Regions from separate parts of the Mus musculus genome. Here region 1 is linked to region 2. The links are chromatin loops, found by intact Hi-C in ENCODE. Cell type or tissue: heart. All regions are shown on one strand.

Region 1 (5,000 bases), 73 kb before region 2:
TACACAGGACTCCAAGACAGACAGACACCCAGCTCCTGGGACTTACAGTTAAGTCATGAAAGTCATTTCTAGCAGATAGCTCCAACCACAGCAGAAATTCCCAGGTCAGAAAATCCTCCTGTGTTATGTTACACTTTGAGCCCACTTTGTGTCTGTGAGAAACAAAAACCCAATGGGAAAAGTCTTTTAAACAACAAGTCTTGACTTTTTAAAGTTAAGACTTTCAAAGACCAGCAAAAGATGCTGAAAAGATGTCACCTTTTATTTTGGTCAAATTATTATCTCTGCTCTGACATCATAGTTTTCTGTACTTAAAGTCTGTGTATTATAAATAACTGCATAAATATGTACACAATTAAAATGGAACTCAGATATAAGATTCAACAGTGGATTTTGTTTTTTGGAAAAGATATAATCCTATTGTATCAAATTTATAAGCTATTTAAATCTTGTGCCTCTTCCCACAAAGGATATTTTTAATAGAATCATATTAACTTTATACACTTTCTTTATAAGTTTTGCCTTAAAACATTGTGCCTTGTTTTATTAAATTGTTTTATTAGAATCCAATTCTGGCTTTTATAACAACATTTTATTCTAAACAGACATTTACTTTTAAAAAAATCTTTATAATGCCTGTATTTGCTATATCACTGCTTATCTGTTTATTGAATTTATTGAATACACAACTCTAAACATTAAAAAAATCCTCATGTTTTAAAAAATAATAATCTAAATAGTAACATAAAGCTGCAGGAGGTAATGAGGTGAAAAGCTGATGACAGGAAAACCGGATGCATCCAACGGCTCAAGCCACCAGCTTCTGTGGGTCCCCCATCTCGTCTCACAGTGGAAGAGGCATCCATCTTATGAGGCTGCTTCCTGGAGCATGGATCTCAAGATCCTTTCTTCTTCAAGCCTCTCTGTCTTAAAAAAAACAAAATGAAAGCAAAGCTTTCCCAGTCAGCCCTGTCCCACGTGCTTTTCTAGTTCGTGCCCCGCGTCTTCACCCCCACACATTTGTCCATCTGTTCACCTCCCATATCCTCCACGGCGCACTTATCTCTGCCATTCATCAGCACTAATCCATTTAAACCGTTCTTGCAAAGATAAACAGCAATTCCTCATGTAAACCCCACAAGAAACTCTCAGTCTCCATCTCGGATGACCTACACCTCGTGTTGAAACCCTGACTTCTCCATCTTTACTTCATCTCCCCATCATCCTCCTCTCCATCTGTTTTCCTTCCCTCTCCCTTTGTAATTTCTCACCCCTTCACCAGCTTTAATACAGTGGCTCTCCAGAAGTGTCTCTCCACTTCTCAATCAAACCCTTTTGGTAGATGAACCCCCCTGAATTAAATGACAGTCTAGCGCTGATAACTTCACAACTTAGAAAACAAATTTTCCAGAGCTTCAGGTCTGGATATCCAACTATGTATACAACATCGCCAGTAGATAGATAGACGCCTCAGGTTTCAACATGGAGTGCCTTTTTCCTCCAGCCTGACCCTCTTTGATATTCTTCTGCCTCAGTAAATATGACTGTCTTCTCATGTCAGAAAAACAAGCATCATCCTGTCTTCCATCTTTTTTTCTTCTTTCTGTTACAGAATACCAAGGTCCAGTTACTCTATCTCAAACAACATTTTCAGTGTATCAATGCTTCTGCCAACATTGACTCTCTGTCCTCTCTTTCACAGCACATTCTTATCCCCTCAGCTTCCAGACATACGCCCCTCCAGCCCATTCCTCCATTACCATCGGCTGGCTGATGTTTCTGAAGTAAAGTGTGGACCTTTCCGTACATACAAACTTGGAAACCTTCATGTCTTTCCCACTTGGTGCTGCAATAGAGAGGTTCAAAAATCTACTGACTAAAGAATTTAAGAGGCAAATTTACAAGTTTGTCTCAAGCAGCCTTTTGTTTTGTTTCATTACGTTGATTTGTTTGTATTTTATAATTATTAGACACTAACTCTTTGACTAAGTGTATTAGAAAGCTAATGGCCAATATCATGTCAGGGAGACTTTGTGGAGGAAAGGATCGTGGCTTATTTCACTGTGCCAAAGAAAGTCAGTCATAAACCCTGTTGGGAACAACACAGATGCTGCCGTGATAGGATAATTCTCCAAGACTGAGGAAAAAAACCCTCTCATACGTCAAAAGCTAGAACACTGACCAACTCCTAGCGTCAGACCTCAGCCATCAGTGAAAGTTAGAAGCGAGGACTTCAGATTATACCTGCTCACCCCTGATGCCTGCAAAGAGAAAGCCTCAGGTTGCTCTCTACAGCTATCAGGAGAACCCAGCACAGACATTCCCAGACAGCTACAAACACAGAGGGCTGAGGCCTAACTCACAGACGTGTAATCTTGGCCTCAGAAGCAAGTTACTCATCAAAAGAAAAGTCTAGGTTTCCAAAGTCTATGTGCATATGTATGTGTACAGAAGTGGTGTGTCTGTGTGCATGTATGATTTGTGGAGGGCTAAAGTGATTGCTTATATGATTTACCTCACAATTTACATCACCAGCCTCATTTCTACAGTGTAAACATCACCACTGCTTGCTCAACCACGCCTTCTTTCACACAAAATGTACTGAGCCCAGACATTTATCTAGCACTTAGCTTACATTGGATCTAATCTCTCCATTAGCTCAGCAACTATTTTCTACACCTGACAGAAGATTAAACTGAGGCCCTAAATAAAGCTCAAGTTCCTGCAACAGGAAAGAGGGCAGCCTGGAGTAGAACCTGGCCTACTCCAGTCCTGAAGACAGCCCTCTTTCCGTGCAACCTCCTTACGTCATAAATCATCACGTTTCTAGTTCTAGATAGTAAAAAGAAAGATGTGGAGGAGAAAGTTTCTGCTTTACGATAAACCACGCTGATAAAGATGATTCAGTGACTATTTTTGAGATGTCAGAGCTGAAAATGTACAGATTCCACAGCCCAAAGAACCTGCCAAGTCCCAATTGCACAACCAAAGCGGCGCAAGGAGCCAAGGAGGCCAACTGTGTGATGGAAAAAGCACAGATGTCATCTGGGAATGCTCAGAGGCCTGCCTTCAGATGGAAGAGAGACAGTCTTGCTTCCGCCGGAACCACGGCCTTATAAGGCCACACTAAGTTACTTCCTTGGCTGAATCAACCCAGTGCATACTGCCTGTTCGCTTAGATCACAGAGATCCTACGGCCTGAGCATCATGGAAAGAACGCCCCTGCTGGGCGGTGTGCTTAGTCCCCATCCTGAGCTGGCTCACAAACACCTACCTTGTAATAAAGCTGCTATGAGCCTTTCAGTGGGGACATGGGGGAGGCAAGACACTGGGGTCAAAGTGGAGATATTTAGGTCCTCCTGGGAAATTAGTCACACATCATATCCCTTCCTCTCCATTTACAGCCATTTATTTGGGAGCAAAGGAATTCTAAATGAATGAGAAGTCCCTTCCACGCCAACATGTGTTCTGAAGTTCACAGGAAGCCTTCTCCTCTGCCTTGGGGCATGCAGATGAGGCCTGCTCGCAGCTGCGCCTCCAGTGAGCTAATCAGACAGTACATGCCCACAATGGAGAGGGCTCCAGGGAACAGAACCAGCCATTTCTTTGCCTTGCTTCATCAGGCCTCCTGTCATTACACCAAAACTCTAGGAGGATAAAAGGGACTTAGATACCTCCAAGAAGACTGACCCGAGAATATGCATTAAACCGTGGTTAAGAATCTAGGGAAAAGGTCCTGCAAGGTTAAACACACTTCAGAAAAGGAACGTTCACACTCTTGCCAAGTTACTTCCCTTACAAATATTGATTACTCTCTGCAGATTATGCAGATATTTGTCTCAGCTGTTGTTATTTCAATGGCTTTCATTCTCAGCTACAAGAGTAATAGAGCTGTCACAAGGAGCCGATTCCAAACTTCCCCCTGAGGTAAGTCACCGGTGGGTGTTAAGATCCTCAGGAGGGGCGTGCCAAGTTCCACAAGAATCCCAGTGATTCTGAGATGATGGAGAATGCAAACTCTTTGTGGAAACTCACTAAAGGACTTCTCTTCAGTGATCCCTTGTTGGTCTCCCACCATTCTATTAACCCAAACCACAGTGTTTCTGGCTTTATCTTAGAAATCTTCACTCAGTCTTTGATCTCAGTTAAGGTCAGGATCTCTTGTGACAGGAAGGGATGATACAGATGGTGCAGTTCAAATTTCTACCTTGCAGGGCAGGGTCTCTCTCTGGTCAAGTTTCCCCTGTGCACATCCTACTATGGTAGACATTCATGGACACCAATAATTATTAGAAATAATAAGAATCAGGAGTTCAATTCTAACAGGTTTTGATACAATAGTACTAGATTATCTTGGTATTTTTTTTTCACTATGACTTTTTATTTCGACAAAATGAAAGGGGATGAGGCTGTCCATGTGTTGGGTGTCCCTTGTATTTCAGGAATGAGAGTCAGAGATCAACCTGCAGGAATCAGTTCTCACAATCTGCCATGTGGACCTTGAGACTCACACTTGGGTCATCGAGTTTGGTGGCAAGCATCATTACCCACTGAGACACCTCATCATTCTCCTTCACTAGAATTTCTATCAGGCAAGCTCCTCACCTGCCATTGACACCGACTGACAGGTAGATCTTCCTGGCTTACACTTCCAAGAAAACAATGTGTCTTCCAGCAGGAACAATTGAAAGTATTTAACAAGAGTCTCTAACAAGGAAGTTCACTGCATCTCACATCAATTTAACTCTGCTCATATAAATGGTTGTTCTTGGGGGGGGGGCTTTCCAAGCAAAACGGGGCTTTATTTTCTGTCTCTTTTTCCCCACTTTCAGGTATATTTCCTGGCTTGCTGAGAAATGTAAAAGTGAAAGCCGGAAGGAGAGGAACATCTAGGGAGTCATCGCTCAGAAAACCAGGACACCTGACTTCTGACCTCAGCCTTGAACTTAACTAGTTGTGAGACTCAAGGCTAATTGATGAATGATTCTGAACATTAATTA
Region 2 (5,000 bases):
TAAAGAATAATGAAGTTATGACATTTGTGGGAAAATGGATGCAACTAGAGATCATTATGTTAAGTGAGATAAGACAGGCTTAGAAAGACAAATGTCACAGTTTCTCTAGTATGCACAATCTATATTTAAATGGGAGAGGGCACGAAAGTAGGATTTATGACAGAGGACCATGAGGCCTAACAGGAAGGGTGGATGGAAGACAAGTGAAAATAATAGACATAAGGTATAGAAGCAGGAGGGGATCCATGCTTGCACTCACTGAGGAGACACACACACACAAGAAGGGGGTAGCGTACACACAGGCAAACATATACATGCACACATGCTCATATGCACATACACACACATACACAAACACACACATAAACACATACACATGCACATATACACACACACACATATGAACTCACACAGACAGACTGTATTCTCCCTACTAAAGATAGTAACTCCTGCTTTTTCCCTTGCTTCTCTACAACATCCCAAGAGTGTGCTGAATTTCTGTCATCTGCTCACAGCACATGATGATCGGGACTTTGGGTGGTGGTGATTGGGAATATGGGTGAGACCTCATAGCTGCCTAGGAACCTCATCTCCTGCAAACCAGGACAGCTGGATTGTCATGCTGTGTTTAGGGAAAGACTCTATGTTTGTATTCAACATCTCCTAGGCCACTGCCAGCTTTCAGTACAACAAAGCTCTCCCATAATGCCTTATCTGAAAGGTGTGGAGGAGGTCAAAACTTGTATTGTGTTGTTGAAAGGAGCCAAGTTACAAACTGTCCACACCCCCTCAGTCTGGACAGCACATGGCCCAAAGGGGCAGACCCTGATTGCTCCTGATCCATCAGCAAGGTGTAGCTGGGCCTAGGGAAGTTGGTGGCTTTACACAAGGAGAGAAGCTCTTGTCTGTGGGCCGCTGACATTCACCTCTGTGGTACAAAACTCATGAGGAAAGAGGGTCTCAAGACCAGCCCTCCCAGGGCAGTCCCAAAGGTTCCTGCAGGAAGAATTAGTGCTGAGCAGGATATTTAAAGCAATCGCCTTCCACAAAGCAAAGAGGACCTGCGGAAGGAACTGGAAGCGAAGAGCAAGCCTGCCTGATGATCCCGAATCTTCAGATTCAGTGGCTGAGTCAGGGCCTGTGACTTCAAGGGCAGGAATCTAACTTGACTAATCAACCAGTAGAAACTTTTACTGCTGGCTCTGAGTATCTGAAGTCTAATAAACAAACACATCTTGGGAACGTACTTATCTACAAGAGGCACTGGCTGTGTAGCTGTGTACCCGGAGTAACTAGGAAACACTCTGTAAGCCCCTCCTTGCGTGTACGCACACATACCACGCACACTCACACACCTTGTCACCGAACACTCCCTCCCACACAAGGAAAGTGAAATTGCTGTGTGATGAGCATAAAGTCCTGGGTGTTTCCAAGGTTTGGGAGTCCAGCCAGGTGTAACTGATAAGGGGAGGGAGCCCCAGCTGTCCCTCAGCCGGCCCCGCCCTGATTCTGCCAAGATCCTTATTTGGTGATGCTTTTACCTGGATCCCTGGACTCAGAGCCAAGCCTGCTCACGCAGGGCCACAGCTGGAGAAGCATCGCCGCCGCTGACGTCCCTTCCCAAAGAGATGAATGGAATTCCAGGCAGCTGGAGTCATCTTGGCTCCGGACCGATGGCATTGAGACCAGACTTCAGAGACAAAGGATCAGGCAGCAGTCTACTGATGGAAAAGTGTATACCCACAGAAATGTAAACCACACCTCGGTTTTGGGAGCCGAAAAAATGAAAAAAAAACTGTTTAGGGAGAAAGATGGGAAATAAAATAATAGGTAGAGAGTAATTTATAACTCTACGGGTCCGTTCTGTAAATAGTGTAAGATCCTGGAGCCAGATGGTTCAGCAAATTCTCCTATCGGGAGTCACGTTAAGAAACACGAGTGGGCACAAAATTGTTTTTCAAGACACAATTTCAATTTTGCCTTGAGGGAGCGGGATATAAATTCGCTTCCTTAAAATGCCGCTAAAAACTCTCCGAAAGGATCCCCTAAATCAGAATACATATACCGCCCCCAAGCGGCCATCTGAGGAAGCAAAGTAGAACTGGGGAAAAAACTCTCGACTTGGACAGTGAGTCGGAAGGCGACCTCCGTGCACGGTCCTGCTGGCCCTGTGCAACACCGTGCTGACACCCTTAGTGAGTCAGACGGAAGGCAGGCGTGCGGGACAGGAGTGAAGCGCAAAGTATAGATGACATGGGATCCCCCACCCACCAGGATTGACTCAGGAGGCAGCTTCCTTTAAGGGGTCCAACCTTTTGCCCTCTTTTATTTTTAAACCAGACTGTCTCGATCCCCAAGCGTCTCTGTCATGGAATTATTCAAGGAGATGTGCTTTAATGAAAGCCTCCCTAAAGGGTCTTAGGTGGTCCCCAAAGAAGCATCGCGTCTGGGGACTCTCATGCAGAACGTCTCCAGTTCACATGGCGCAAGATCCTAAGCGCTAAAGGCTGAGTACGCCAAGGCTGCGTGGGCGGAGACCTATTTTTCTGACAAGTTCCAGGGCTCCTGTGCGGGATCGGAGTCTCCCCCTTCACTTTCAGCCCGAGAGCTGTGCGCCAAGCAGCAGGGGGCGGAGAAATGAACCCGTCCGTCCCCGTCCCCCGCCCCCGCCCCCGAGAACCCTCCCCCCTCCCTGCTTCCTGCCTCTTTAAAAGGTCCTGGGCTCCTCAGTCAAGCCAGCCACTGCCTGGAGTCAGCCAGCCTCATCGGACTTCTGCAGGCAATCGCGAAGCTGCTATCCAGTTCTGCCACGGTCTCTCCCGGCGCACCGGCAGTCTCAGCGTCTTCACCGGACTCAGCGTCCTTGTCCTTCACTTCACCTTTGCCACCTCTCCGGGTTACTGAGCCCCGGTGCACACAGGTAAACCTCCCGCCTCTGCGGAGCACCTGGCCGGCCACCTCAAAGCCCCAGGCTGCAGATGATCAGCGCTACTCCTCATCTCCTACTCTTCCCCTTCTGGTTTTCCTAACTCCTTTATCCTGCCCCGTCTATCCCCTGGAAAGAACTTTCCGGAGCTGGTTCTCTTCAGCCTTCGGGTTCACAAACTATACCTCCAAGACACCCCAAGATTTTCTCCCCAGTAGTCTCCAGGTTACCCCTGACTGTCGCCATCCAAAATACATTCTGTAATCTTGTCTAAAGGGGCGGGGGGGAGGGGACGGACCCAAGTCACTTTATACCCTTTATCCTGGAACTCCAACAATCCCCCTGCCTCTGGCGCTCTTTTTATACTGGATACCGTTTGGAAAGTAAACCCTTCTTTTTCAGCACATATGGGGCAAAAGAAGAAACACACACACACACACACACACACACACACACACACACACACACACACCTCTGCCCTTCCACCTTGCTTCCTGGTCTCTGACTCTGGCCTCCTGTGCTTCTTGCTACAGGCTCCGTGTTGGGCACAAAGGCTCCACCATGGAGCTCCTGCGGGGACTAGGTGTCCTGTTCCTGTTGCATATGTGTGGAAGCAACCGCATTCCAGGTGAGTTTGTGATATATTCATTTTCCTCCCCCTTCTCCTCTCTCTCTCTCTCTCTCTCTCTCTCTCTCTCTCTCTCTCTCTCTCTCGATAGCTCCTGTGTTTCCTTGGAGTCCTTATCTCCTGATAAGGATGCAGCTTCCCTCGCTCAGCTTTCCATAATTGCCATTATTGTCACGAGTTCCCACCTTGGCTCCTCACAGCCAGAACTTTACCCCCTTATACCTAGCCTAGAAAGCCGATTGTCTTCTCTCTCCTTACAGAGTCTGGGGGAGATAACGGTGTGTTTGACATCTTTGAACTCATTGGAGGTGCACGAAGGGGCCCCGGTCGCCGACTGGTGAAGGGCCAAGATCTATCCAGCCCCGCCTTCCGCATTGAGAATGCCAACCTGATCCCCGCTGTGCCGGATGACAAGTTCCAAGACCTACTGGACGCTGTGTGGGCCGACAAAGGCTTCATCTTCCTGGCTTCCTTGAGGCAGATGAAGAAGACCCGGGGCACACTCCTGGCTGTGGAACGGAAAGACAACACTGGCCAGATCTTCAGTGTGGTCTCCAACGGCAAAGCTGGCACCCTGGACCTGAGCCTGAGCCTGCCAGGGAAGCAACAAGTGGTGTCAGTGGAGGAAGCTCTCCTGGCCACTGGCCAGTGGAAGAGCATCACGCTGTTTGTTCAAGAGGACCGGGCTCAACTCTACATAGACTGTGATAAGATGGAGAGCGCGGAGCTGGATGTACCCATCCAGAGCATCTTCACCAGGGATCTGGCCAGCGTTGCCAGGCTCCGAGTTGCAAAGGGAGATGTCAATGACAATTTTCAGGTAAATCTTCTTACCTGTCACAAGGGCTATGTGGAATTAATATCGGTAGACTAAAAATGATTCTCAAATGTAAAGAGGAACAGACACCCCCAGAAGGTTGGTTAAATCATATTACAGATGACCCAAAACTCCAGGGTTTCAGATTTGATAGGGACCCGAGAAATTTTGTTCCTAATAAGAAATAAGTTGTAATGGTGCCAGGACCTGGGACCCATGCTTTCAAAGCTATCAGGAGAGATAAGAAATGGTTTTCCTATTACACTCAGCCTGTTTCAGAATGGGGTACTCCCTGTGCCCTTAGGAAAGTAACTTGTATCAAATGTACCTAGCAGTTTTAATAGGGCATGAAAAGGATACTTTGTCAGTATTTGAGTCCCTGGGCAGGGTGTTCTGGGTGCTTTCAGTATGGATCTAAGGCAAGACATGAATAACAGTCCAGTCATGTGCCTCTGGGACTCCTTACTTGCCTTAACTTTCAGATATTTTTTTTTCTTACAAGCGTGGCTTTGAACGCCCACATTAACTCTTTGTCACTGGAGAGTATCATGTCCTCCAGACTTGGGATCAAATTCCATTTCCTGTGTACCCCAAGCAGCCTGAAAACTGGATTCTTTGTAAAATGCTCC

The links. Peaks named below come from ENCODE experiments on the same cell type or tissue, not always from the same donor. Only the 100,000 strongest peaks of a DNase experiment are listed, where the experiment ranks them.
Region 1: it touches region 2 in a loop (6-fold over the local background); 4 of 42 quality-filtered maps call a loop at or near these places.

Annotation. Positions count from the first base shown.
Region 1 is chr2:118,036,499-118,041,498 of GRCm38, forward strand. It overlaps Gm13986 (predicted gene 13986), which reads right to left. Exons shown (of 10, transcript NR_126479.1): 5 at 47-927. Among named protein-coding and RNA genes, the nearest start is that of Gm25308, 39 kb to the right of the region's middle. In heart, no CTCF peak of the experiment used is centred here; a DNase peak (open chromatin) is centred at 3,093.
Region 2 is chr2:118,109,156-118,114,155 of GRCm38, forward strand. Thbs1 (thrombospondin 1) reads left to right here and starts at 2,721. Exons shown (of 22, transcript NM_011580.4): 1 at 2,721-2,920; 2 at 3,460-3,554; 3 at 3,815-4,374. The coding sequence starts at 3,488. Gm13986 (predicted gene 13986) reads right to left here and starts at 2,047. Exons shown (of 10, transcript NR_126479.1): 1 at 1,542-2,047. In heart, CTCF peaks have their summits at 2,078 (motif pointing left) and 2,286; DNase peaks (open chromatin) are centred at 1,576, 2,106, 2,646 and 4,096; H3K4me3 peaks cover 3,290 bases; H3K27ac peaks cover 3,111 bases.